2 separate regions of the Homo sapiens genome follow, and region 1 is linked to region 2. The links are chromatin contacts, found by Hi-C or POLR2A ChIA-PET in ENCODE. All regions are on one chromosome and are shown on one strand. Each heading gives the region's core, a stretch centred on a gene start or an enhancer-like site at or near the end of the contact. The rest is flanking DNA. Distances are from core to core; before and after follow the strand shown.

Region 1 (4,793 bases), core at 1,419-3,918, 260 kb after region 2:
GACTCCGTCCAAAAAAAAAAAAAGTAAAATGACAGGAAAAGATATAACATTCAAACAGCAACTCAAAGAGAGGTGGAGTTCCTATACTAATATCAGAAAATATAGATATTAAGACAAAAATTATTGTTAGAGACAAAGAAGGATGTGTTATAATGATAAGAGGGTGATCCATAAGGAAGATATAATAACTAGAAACACATATGCACTAGCTGGGCACGGTGGCTCATGCCTGTAATCTCAGCACTTTGGGAGCCTGAGGCGGGTGGATCACGAGGTCAGGAGATTGAGACCATCCTGGCTAACACGGTGAAACCCCGTCTCTACTAAAAATACAAAAAATTAGCTGGGCATGGTGGCGGGCGCCTGTAGTCCCAGCTACTCTGGAGGCTGAGGCAGGAGAATGGCCTGAACCTGGGAGGCGGAGCTTGCAGTGAGCCGAGATGGCGCCACTACACTCCAGCCTGGGCGACAGAGCAAGACTCCATCTCAAAAAAAAAAAAAGTTTTGCTTCATGGGAAATCCCCAAAGTCCCTCCCCACACCCCATGGGACCAAAGGGCCCTAGACCTCAGGGTGGGGCCTGCAGCGCAGGGAGCAGAGCCGGCAAGGAGCTGCCCTCAGGTCGTTCCTGGCCACACAGCCAGCCTCGGAGCCACTGAGAGGCCTGCCCTGGGTCCCGAATCTAGACGCCCCTTCCAGCCTCAATCTTTCTTCCAGGGTAAGCAGCCTGAGAGGCCAAGAGGACAGTCCACCGAACCCTGAGCCCAAGGCCCAGGATTCCTTGCTTAAACATCCCCAAGCCTGGATCCATCCTCCCGAGGTAGAGCTGCCTGAGCTGTACCCAGTCCTGCTGGCCTGAGGGGCAGCCAGGGGAGGTGACGTGGTGCTTTTCTGGGGCTGCAATGAGCTCAGACCCACGGGCTGGGTGTAGCATGTGGGCTCATTGAGGCCCCTCACAATGTGGGGAAATCGGAGAGGGGACTGGCTGGGGCTGGCCCTCCTGCAAGGACTTCTGAGAGTGCTCCAAGGAGCCCTGGGGTCCTCCACTTGCCCCTGGCCTTCCAGGCCCTCACACACCATTGTTGTCCAGACAGAAGAGACTGGGCGCTGTGGTTCACGCCTGTAATCCCAGCACTTTGGGAGGCCGAGGCGGGTGGATCATCTGAGTTCAGGAGTTCGAGACCAGCCTGGCCAACATGGTGAAACCCCGTCTCTAATAAAAAATACAAAAATTAGCCGGGCGTGGTGGCACGTGCCTTAATCCCAGCTACTTGGGAGACAGAGGCAGGAGAATCGTATGAACTCGGGAGGCAGAAGTTGCAGTGAGCCGAGATAAAGCCGTTGCACTCAAACCTGGGGTACAAGAGCGAGACTTCTCTCAAAGGAAAAAGAAAAAAAAAAAGACAGAAGAGAACCTGTTCTGTCTAACTGCCTTTTGCTTGAGTGCAGGGAAGGCAGCCTCCCTTCATACTCATGCCCCAGCCCTGCAAATGTCACAGCAGGACCCACCTGGCTGCCCCTCCCCATACCCAGAGTAACCCTCACCCAGAGTCCCTGGAGGACCCAACCCTCGGGGGCATGCCTGGGGCCCAGCTGCATTCAGGCATCCAGCAACCCAGCCAGAGGGCTGGGGCTCCCCAACCATGGCCGGGAGGTAAGGGCTGAACCCAAGGCCAAATCAGAGCATCAGGAAGGTGAAGAGAGATCTGGGAGGGGCTAGGGAGAGGATGGATCTCTTCCCCATTCACTTCCTGGCCCACCCAGACTGGCCCCAGGGGTGCAGCTGACAGGCCCCACCCTTGGGAACTGCACCCTCCTGACTGGTGTCCTGCAGGCACCCTGAGGCCATCACCCTGGACCCCTGCCCTACATAGGCCTTACAAGGAGGAGCCAGGGTGGACACCCAGACCTCATTGAAAGTAGGAGTGTTCTCAAGGTCCCAGACCTTACTCAGGGACCCCAGTCGGGGGGTGGGGCAGTGGGAGGCAGAGCCCCTTGCTAGGAGCTTCTAGCCAGGCCCACCTTTTCAGATATGCCAGTGAGCAGCCCCAGCTTCGTTCTCCAAGATAAAGACCCTAGTTACCTCCATTGCTCAGCCTCCCTTGCAGCTAAGTGTAGCCATGTGACTAAGTTCTAGATCAAGTTCCAGATCACAGATAAGTGGAAGTGCCCTGTGGGACTTCCAGGAAGTCTCCTCTGGGATGTCCCTTATTCTCTGCTAAGAACACAGAGGCAATGGCTGAGTTCCAGCAGCCACTGTGAGGCCATGAAGGCAGGGATCCTAGGGACTGGGATCTGAGAGCCTGGCTCCCAATGGCAGTGGAGCAATGCCATCATCTCTAGCAAGGCCGTCTCTAGCCTGCCAGCCCCTGGACCTGCTTAGTGTTCGAGAGTAATGAACAACCTTGCTGAAGCCACTGTTCCTTAGGTGTCTGTGGCCTGCAGCTGAACTTGACTCCGATTCGTAGGCCCGCAACTGGAGGGCCTCTACCTCGAGGGAGTGGGGTGTAGATTTTTCCTGGAGGTGAAGGTTCTCAGCCCTACCCTCTAGCCCGCCCACCCAGCTCCAGCCGTCTGTTTCTGTCTCAGATGAGAGGGGGCCTCTCAGGACAAAGAGGAAGTAGCTGGAAGGGGAAGGAGCCAGCTGCAGAGAGGAGGAGGTGAGCTGCAGAGAAGAGGAGGTTGGTGTGGAGCACAGGCAGCACCGAGCCTGCCCCGTGAGCTGAGGGCCTGCAGTCTGCGGCTGGAATCAGGATAGACACCAAGGCAGGACCCCCAGAGGTATGTGCCAATGAGGCCAGGGCAGCTGAGAAAAGCCAGGCATGGGGAAAGGGCTGCTGTCTGCCTCCCTATGGCCTCAGCCTCCCAGCAACCCCAGGTCCAGAGAGTCACACAGCCTCCAGCTAGTCCTGTAGATGACTCGCTCCGTCCCCAGTCCGTGCAGCTGGGATAAGCTGGGCCCTGGCTCTCCAGCCAGGTGACAGCTGGGCCCTCTACCTCAGCCTGGGACTGGCAGCCATGCCTAATGCCCTGCAGGGCAGGAAATCTGGCACCTTCAGCCATGACCTCTGATGTCTGCAGGGTCTTACGCTATCTACCATGGGACCAGGGGGCTACAGCCCTACTCTGCAGGGGTCTCTCAGCTTGAGCCAACCTGGCTGGCGGTCCTCCCAGGTTCCATTGCAGGAGGAGGTGGTGAGGCGCTCTGGGGTCTGTAGTCCTGGGAGGGGACTTGGACAGGCTCCAAGTCTGAGATGGGGCCTGCAAGAGGCAGCGCCTCTGTGCTCTGAGCTGCCCGTCTGCCTGGAGCATTTAAGGGAGCAAAGGTCCTCTCTGGTGAGGGCAGGGAGTGTGGGGAGCAGCTGTCCAAGAACAGCCCTGGCACCTCGTTGCCCAGCCACAGCCCAGGATTCCATGTTTCCTCTCATTGACCAGCCACAGCCCAGGATTCCATGTTTCCTCTTCTGAGAGTTAGTGGGGGAGAGCAAAGGCCCGATGCTGGGCCCTGAATCCCTGGGGACAGTGGGGACACGGTGGGCACCCTGAGGTCTCCTCTGTGGGGTGGGGGGAGCATCCCCCAGAGTTCAGCTCTGGGGTGGGGGCGGCACCCACCCACCTCTGCAGGACCCCCCAGCGTGGGGGGAGTTGGGCCGCAGTGACTTGGCCTGAGTCCCCTGTCCCCACACTTGGTTTATGCTCCTACCCCCAATCCCCCATAACGCTTGGTCTCCAGGGCAGACTCAGTCCAGGCCCGACTCCTGTGGTGTTCCTGGCATTTCCGCCCCATGCTGAGGCAGGCCAGGTTCTCAAAGCCCTCAGCCCTGACCCGTGGGAGGACAGCCCAGACGAACCCCAGAGGCCTGGAGGCTGAGCTGGCTGCTCCTGGGTGGACAGCCGACCCACCGAGCCCTGGGTCCCAGCGCCCAGCCTGGCTGCAGACACTGGCACTCAGCACTGCCCAGGCCCAGGCCCCAAACCTCGGAGACATCCCCATCCCAGCCAGGGGCCAGCCAGCTCCTGCCCTGGTGGATGTCTCAGTCAGAGGCTGGCCAGCCAGGTGACCATGCTGGGCACAGACCCCTCCCTGCACCCGGGGAGGGCGCCTCTGTACTTGTGAGGCACCCTTCCCCCATGGTGGCACCTGGGGCAGCCTGACTGCTTGCTTTGGGGGTAGGAGTGGGGATGGGAGCCCACATCCCACAGGGCCCAGATGGCCTGGCTCCCAGCTCCTTGTGGGGTGACCACTCTGAGGAGATAAGGCGAGTCCCTGCAGCAGAGGACAACCCCCTCTGCCAGCAGTAGGGGTCCCACTCTGCCGCCATCTCTGCCCTCTCCACGCCTAGCCTCTCCAGCAAGGGTACTGCTCAGCTGCCCCCTCTGACCTGTGGCTCTCTGGAGGGGCTGCCGTGGGGCCAAGACAGGAGCCCAGCCCAGGAGGGAAGCAGTTATTTATAGGCCAGCAATAAGAGGACCAAGCGACAAAAGCAGAAACAGCCCTTTCAGACGCAGTTTCAGTTGTGGTTGAAACAGGGAACTGAGATGCAAATACCTAGATACTCACTGAGTGGGAGACCCTGAAAGGGGAGACACAGAAAGCCGGGGCATGTGGCTAGGCACAGACGCCCGCCCGCCCCTCGTGCTTGGCCCAGGCTCAGCCCTGGGGACCGCCTTAACAGCAGTCCTTCCGGCTTGGCCAGGGGGACAGGACAGGTGACATGTGGCCGGCTGCGGGCTCCAACACCCACACGGCTTGTCCTCGTGGAAAGCACACCCCCAACATCCAGGGCGTGACCT
Region 2 (4,812 bases), core at 994-3,493:
TCACGCCTGTAATCTCAGCACTTTGGGAGGCCGAGGCGGGTGGATCACCTGAGGTCAGGGGTTCAAGACCAGGCTGGCCAACATGGTGAGACCCCTCCCCCCCCGCCACCATCTCTACTAAAAATACAAAAATCAGCTGGGTGTGGTGGCGTGCACCTGTACTCCCAGCTACTTGGGAGGCTGAGGCAGGAGAATCACTTGAACCTGGGAGGCGGAGGTTGCAGTGAACCGAGATTGCACCACTGCACTACAGCCTGGGCAACAGATTAAAAAAAACCTACTGATCCAGATCTAGCAGCAGCTCTCATGACCAACAGTGTTGAAGCAGGAACAAAAATGAGGCTTCAAGACGCCGAAGCAACTGAAACACGATGGGAAAATACACAGGACTTTGCTGACGGTGGAGTCCCAGGTTCTGTGGAGACCGCTAGGTCCTTTGGCCACATTCACTATTGAGGAACACTCACTTTAGCCTAGAGGCTGGTGAAAGTAAAGATGCAACGTTTTTCCATCCAAGTTCAGGGACACCTGAATCCCATGATCAGTAGGTTCTAGTTTAGAACCCGGCTGCAGAGTTTACACCTGAGTGTGGTGATTACATCTTCACCGTTTCCTGATTTTTATCCCATGATCAGTAGCTTCTAGTTTAGAAATCCGGCTGCAGAGTTTACACCTGAGTGTGGTTATTACATCTTCACCGTTTCCTGATTTTTATCCCACGATCAGTAGGTTCTAGTTTAGAAACCCGGCTACAGAGTTTACACCTGAGTGTGGTCATTACATCTTTGCCGTTTCCTGATTTTTAGAAAAAAAAAAAAAAAAAACCTGTGATCTGAACCAAGGTAATTGATCTCCCTCCCTTCCTACAGGTGTCCACGCCCTTGGGGAAGGTTATAGGGGTTGGATGTGCTTTTGACCCCAAGGGCTCCCTACGTAGCCCAGGCCAGCCTGGGGCTTGGAGGAGGGCGGGTGAGCTGATGAGAACCTCCTCCATGCTCAGCTTCCACCTGCTGGCATCTGTGTGCCCAGCACACAAAGCCTGGGCAACGGGCGACTCCTGTGAGCAGAGCTTCACCCTCTTCCCCTCTCACTACCCCCCACCCCACCTGCAGCCCCTCTCCTCCCTCCCCTTGGTTCGAGATGACCCCAACTCCCCCGGAGATTTCTACTGGGATCTGGTTTGGTTTTTGCTTTTTATGATCCCCTAAACCCATCTTCACCTCCCTGCTAGGGCTCCCCAGGTTGACTGGGGAGGACCCCACATTCCCCATGATTCCACGCAGCAAAAGGCACTTCTGGCAGGAACCCGCATCCCAGGGCAGGCCCTGGGGCACCTTGGGCTGGGGAAGACTGCGGCCCCAAAATCTCCACTCCCTGCGCTGCCATCTGAAACACCACCATGATGGATAATGTCTTACCTAGGGAGAAGGCACCTGTGCTGGAAAAGGAGACCCAAGAGACCCGCCTGGACCGTGTGGGTGAGACCATCGCACCCTCCTGCCGAGGGAGAAGGCACCTGTGCTGGCTAAAAGGGGTCCCAAGAGAACTGCCTGGACAGTGTGGGTGAGGCCATTGCACCCTCCTGCCGAGACGGTGGGCCCTGCTACAGAGCCTGATGCCCCTGAGGAGCTGGGACCACTGTCCTCCCAATACACATACACACACAAACACACACAGAGACACACACCGACACAAACACACAGACACACAGAAACACACACAAACACAGACACACACACAGACACACACAAACACACAGACACACACAAACCCACACACACACAAACACACAGATGCAAACACACACACACAGACACACACACACAGACACACAGAAACACACAGACACACACAAACCCACACACACACACAGATGCAAACACACACAGACACACAAACACACACAGACACACAAACACAAACACACACACACACAGACACACAAACACACAGATGCAAACACACACACAAACACACAGACACACAAACACACAGACACACACACAAACACACAGACACAAGACACACACACAGACACACAGACACACAGACACACAGACACACAGACACAGACAACACACACAAACACAGACACACACATACACACACACAAACACACAGACACACACAAACACACACAGACACACACAGCACACAGACACACACACAAACACACACACACCCTTCACAACCTTCCTGGGCTCTTAGCATTTTCTGTGGGGCTGTCAAGGCAGGAAGATCCAGGAGGGACCCCAGGGCGGGGAGAGACAAACTCTCCCAGCTCAGGAAGGCAGTGTGCTTTCGCCTAAATAACTGAGTGAGCTCACACTAACAGGAAGTGTTTTGATTTTGCAGTCTGAGAGTTAATCCCGTCGCTGGCCAGACATGTTTGCTTTTAGGTTCTCTGGTGGCCCACAGGTCCCAGTTCTGAATGGAAACATCCCGAGGCGGCCCCTCCCCTCCTCAAACTGCACCCTCCCCGGGCATGGCGCTGCCTGCAGGCTGTAGAGAGGGCCTGGGCTTTTTCACACCTTGGGGAGGTGTAGACCAGGGAAAGGAAGAGGAGAAGGATGTGGGCAACCCTCCACCACCAGGGAGCTCCACCACCACTCCGCAGGCCCTGGCGTGGCACCGTCCCCGAGGGCTGGCACCGGGCTGGTGGCAGGCCTCAGCATCAGAGGGTGGCTGAGTCGCACACACCGCCCCTACCCCTCTTCCCGAGACTGAGCCCCTCTCTCTAGCCCCAGAGCAGGAGTCACCCCCAGCCCCACCAGCCACTGCCCATGAAGCTGGTTGGAATTGCCCTCAGCGGCCACAGAGGCCCCAGCGGGGTCCCCAGCCAGGCCGACATGCACTAGCAGCTCAGAAAGAAAGGCCTTGTGTCCAGTGACCTCCCCCAACCTCGGAATGTGGCCGTTCTCTCCTCCCATCCCTACAGTAGGGCTGAGGCTGTCCCGAGTACAAAGGCCTTTTGTCCCCACAACCAGCCCCCACCCGCCGAGGTGACACTGGAGCTGGGAGAGTGGCAGCCTCCATGGCGGCCACAGTGGCTCCCAGCTCCCCTGCAGCAGGGCCTCCCTCCTCCCCCAGGGCCGGGCAGAGGGCACCTGCAGGGCATCTTCCCCGGCACCCCCTGGCTGCAGAGCACCCTGGTGAGAACGATCTAATCGGAGAGCCCAGGCTTATACACAGCTTCTCTCTGCCAGCTGAGAATTTACGTTTCTGATTAACTTGTGTTACCCACAATACACTGTAGACTACAGAAGGCCAGGACCCTCTGAGGTGGTGCAGTGCCCCCAGTCTTGTTCTGGGTGAGGGCTCCACGGACCTCTTTATTTGTCAAAACTCATACACTTTAGTTCTATGCATTTTACTCTGGGTAAACTGTATCTCAGGCCAGGCGCGGTGACTCATGCCTGTAATCCCAGCACTTTGGGAGGCCAAGGTGGGTGGATCATTTGAGGTCAGGAGTTCGAGACCAGCCTGGCCAAAATGGTGAAACCCGTCTCTACTAAAAATACAAAAATTAGCCGGGTGTGGTGGCAGGCACCTGTAGTCCCAGCTACTCAGGAGGTTGAGGCAGGAGAATCGCTTGAACCCGGGAGGTGGAGGTTGCAGTGAGTCAAGATTGTACCACTGCATTCCAGCCTGGGCGACAGAGCAAGACTCTGTCTCAAAAAAAAAAAAAAAAAAAAAAAACTGTATCTCAAAAATACATGGCCACAAAAAAATACATAGTCATTGTTTTAAGACACCAGAAAATACAGGCAAGCCGAAAGAATTCTGAACAACCAACGGCCGCTGCCCGAGGCCAGTTGCTGTGATTGCAGGTACTTTCCACCTGTCCAGACGCCTCCACGCGTGTGACACACACGCAATGCCAACCACACAACGCAGGCCGCCGTGAATGCCACTTACATCTGTCAGTGACAAAACCTGACCGTGTTTCCACTAACTCTGACACAATATTTTAAATGACTGCACATTATGCTGTGTGCATAAGCCAATTTGTGTTCAACAAATCCATGTATTGTTGGAAATTAACCACTTCTGGGGTTATTCTTTCAGAATTCTAAACAGTAGGGCCACAAATATCCTGATAGCTTGGTCTTTGAGCACCTTTAAGGTGCTATCTTGAGGTAAAGACCCAGGATTGGTGTTGCTGGGGCAAAAGACACTCACCTGCATTTTAAAGGGTTCTTTTTTGTTTTTGTTTTTTTCTGAGATGGAGTCTCGCTCTGTCACCCAGGCTGGAGTGCAGTGGTATGATCTCAGCTTACTGCAACCTCCGCTTCCGGGGTTCAAGCGATTCTCCTATCTCAGCCTCCCAAGTAGTTAGGATGACAGGCGCCTGCTACCACACCTGGCAAATTTTTGTATTTTTAGTAGAGACAGGGTTTCACCATGTTGGTGAGGCTGGTCTCGAACTCCCAACCTCAGGTGATCCACCTGCCTCGGCCTCCCACAGTGCTGGGATTACAGGCTTGAGCCACTGTGCCCAGCCTTAAAGGGTATTTTTAATGCCTTATGGAAAGCAGGGGTTCCAATAGGCTTTCCAGTCCAGTCTCTTCCTTGATCTTTATAACTCCAAAGAGCCTGGCAGACACTGAGCCTGCGGGGGAACACGAGAACCATTCTGCCTTGGAAATAAGACTAACCTACTGGATGCAGACCAGAATGCAATACACCTTGACAGTGTAAAACTAATCCCTGGACTTCCGGCCGGGTGCCGTGACTCAGGCCTGTAATCCCAGCACTTTGGGAGGCCGAGGCAGGTGGAGCGCTTGAGGTCAGGAGTTCGAGACCAGCCTG

The links. A loop is a pair of places that touch in the nucleus more often than their neighbours do. ChIA-PET counts read pairs that join two places held with the same protein, here RNA polymerase II (POLR2A). Pooled maps may share reads with other maps.
Region 1: a loop to region 2 is called in a map with no recorded cell type, with 4 times the contacts of the local background. The contact joins the promoter of PLD4 here to the promoter of LINC02280 in region 2. A Hi-C loop is called at or near these places in 18 of 37 single-sample maps with no recorded cell type and 5 of 50 pooled maps. POLR2A ChIA-PET finds 5 or more read pairs at or near these places in 2 of 52 experiments (B cell and activated CD4-positive, alpha-beta T cell).

The regions. Positions count from the first base shown.
Region 1 is chr14:104,922,211-104,927,003 of GRCh38, forward strand. It overlaps PLD4 (phospholipase D family member 4), which reads left to right and starts at 2,669. Exons shown (of 11, transcript NM_138790.5): 1 at 2,669-2,780. RefSeq lists enhancers at 398-447, 2,842-3,011, 2,994-3,503.
Region 2 is chr14:104,663,315-104,668,126 of GRCh38, forward strand. It overlaps LINC02280 (long intergenic non-protein coding RNA 2280), which reads right to left and starts at 2,244. Exons shown (of 2, transcript NR_135293.1): 1 at 1,419-2,244; 2 at 1-795. RefSeq lists an enhancer at 2,174-2,936.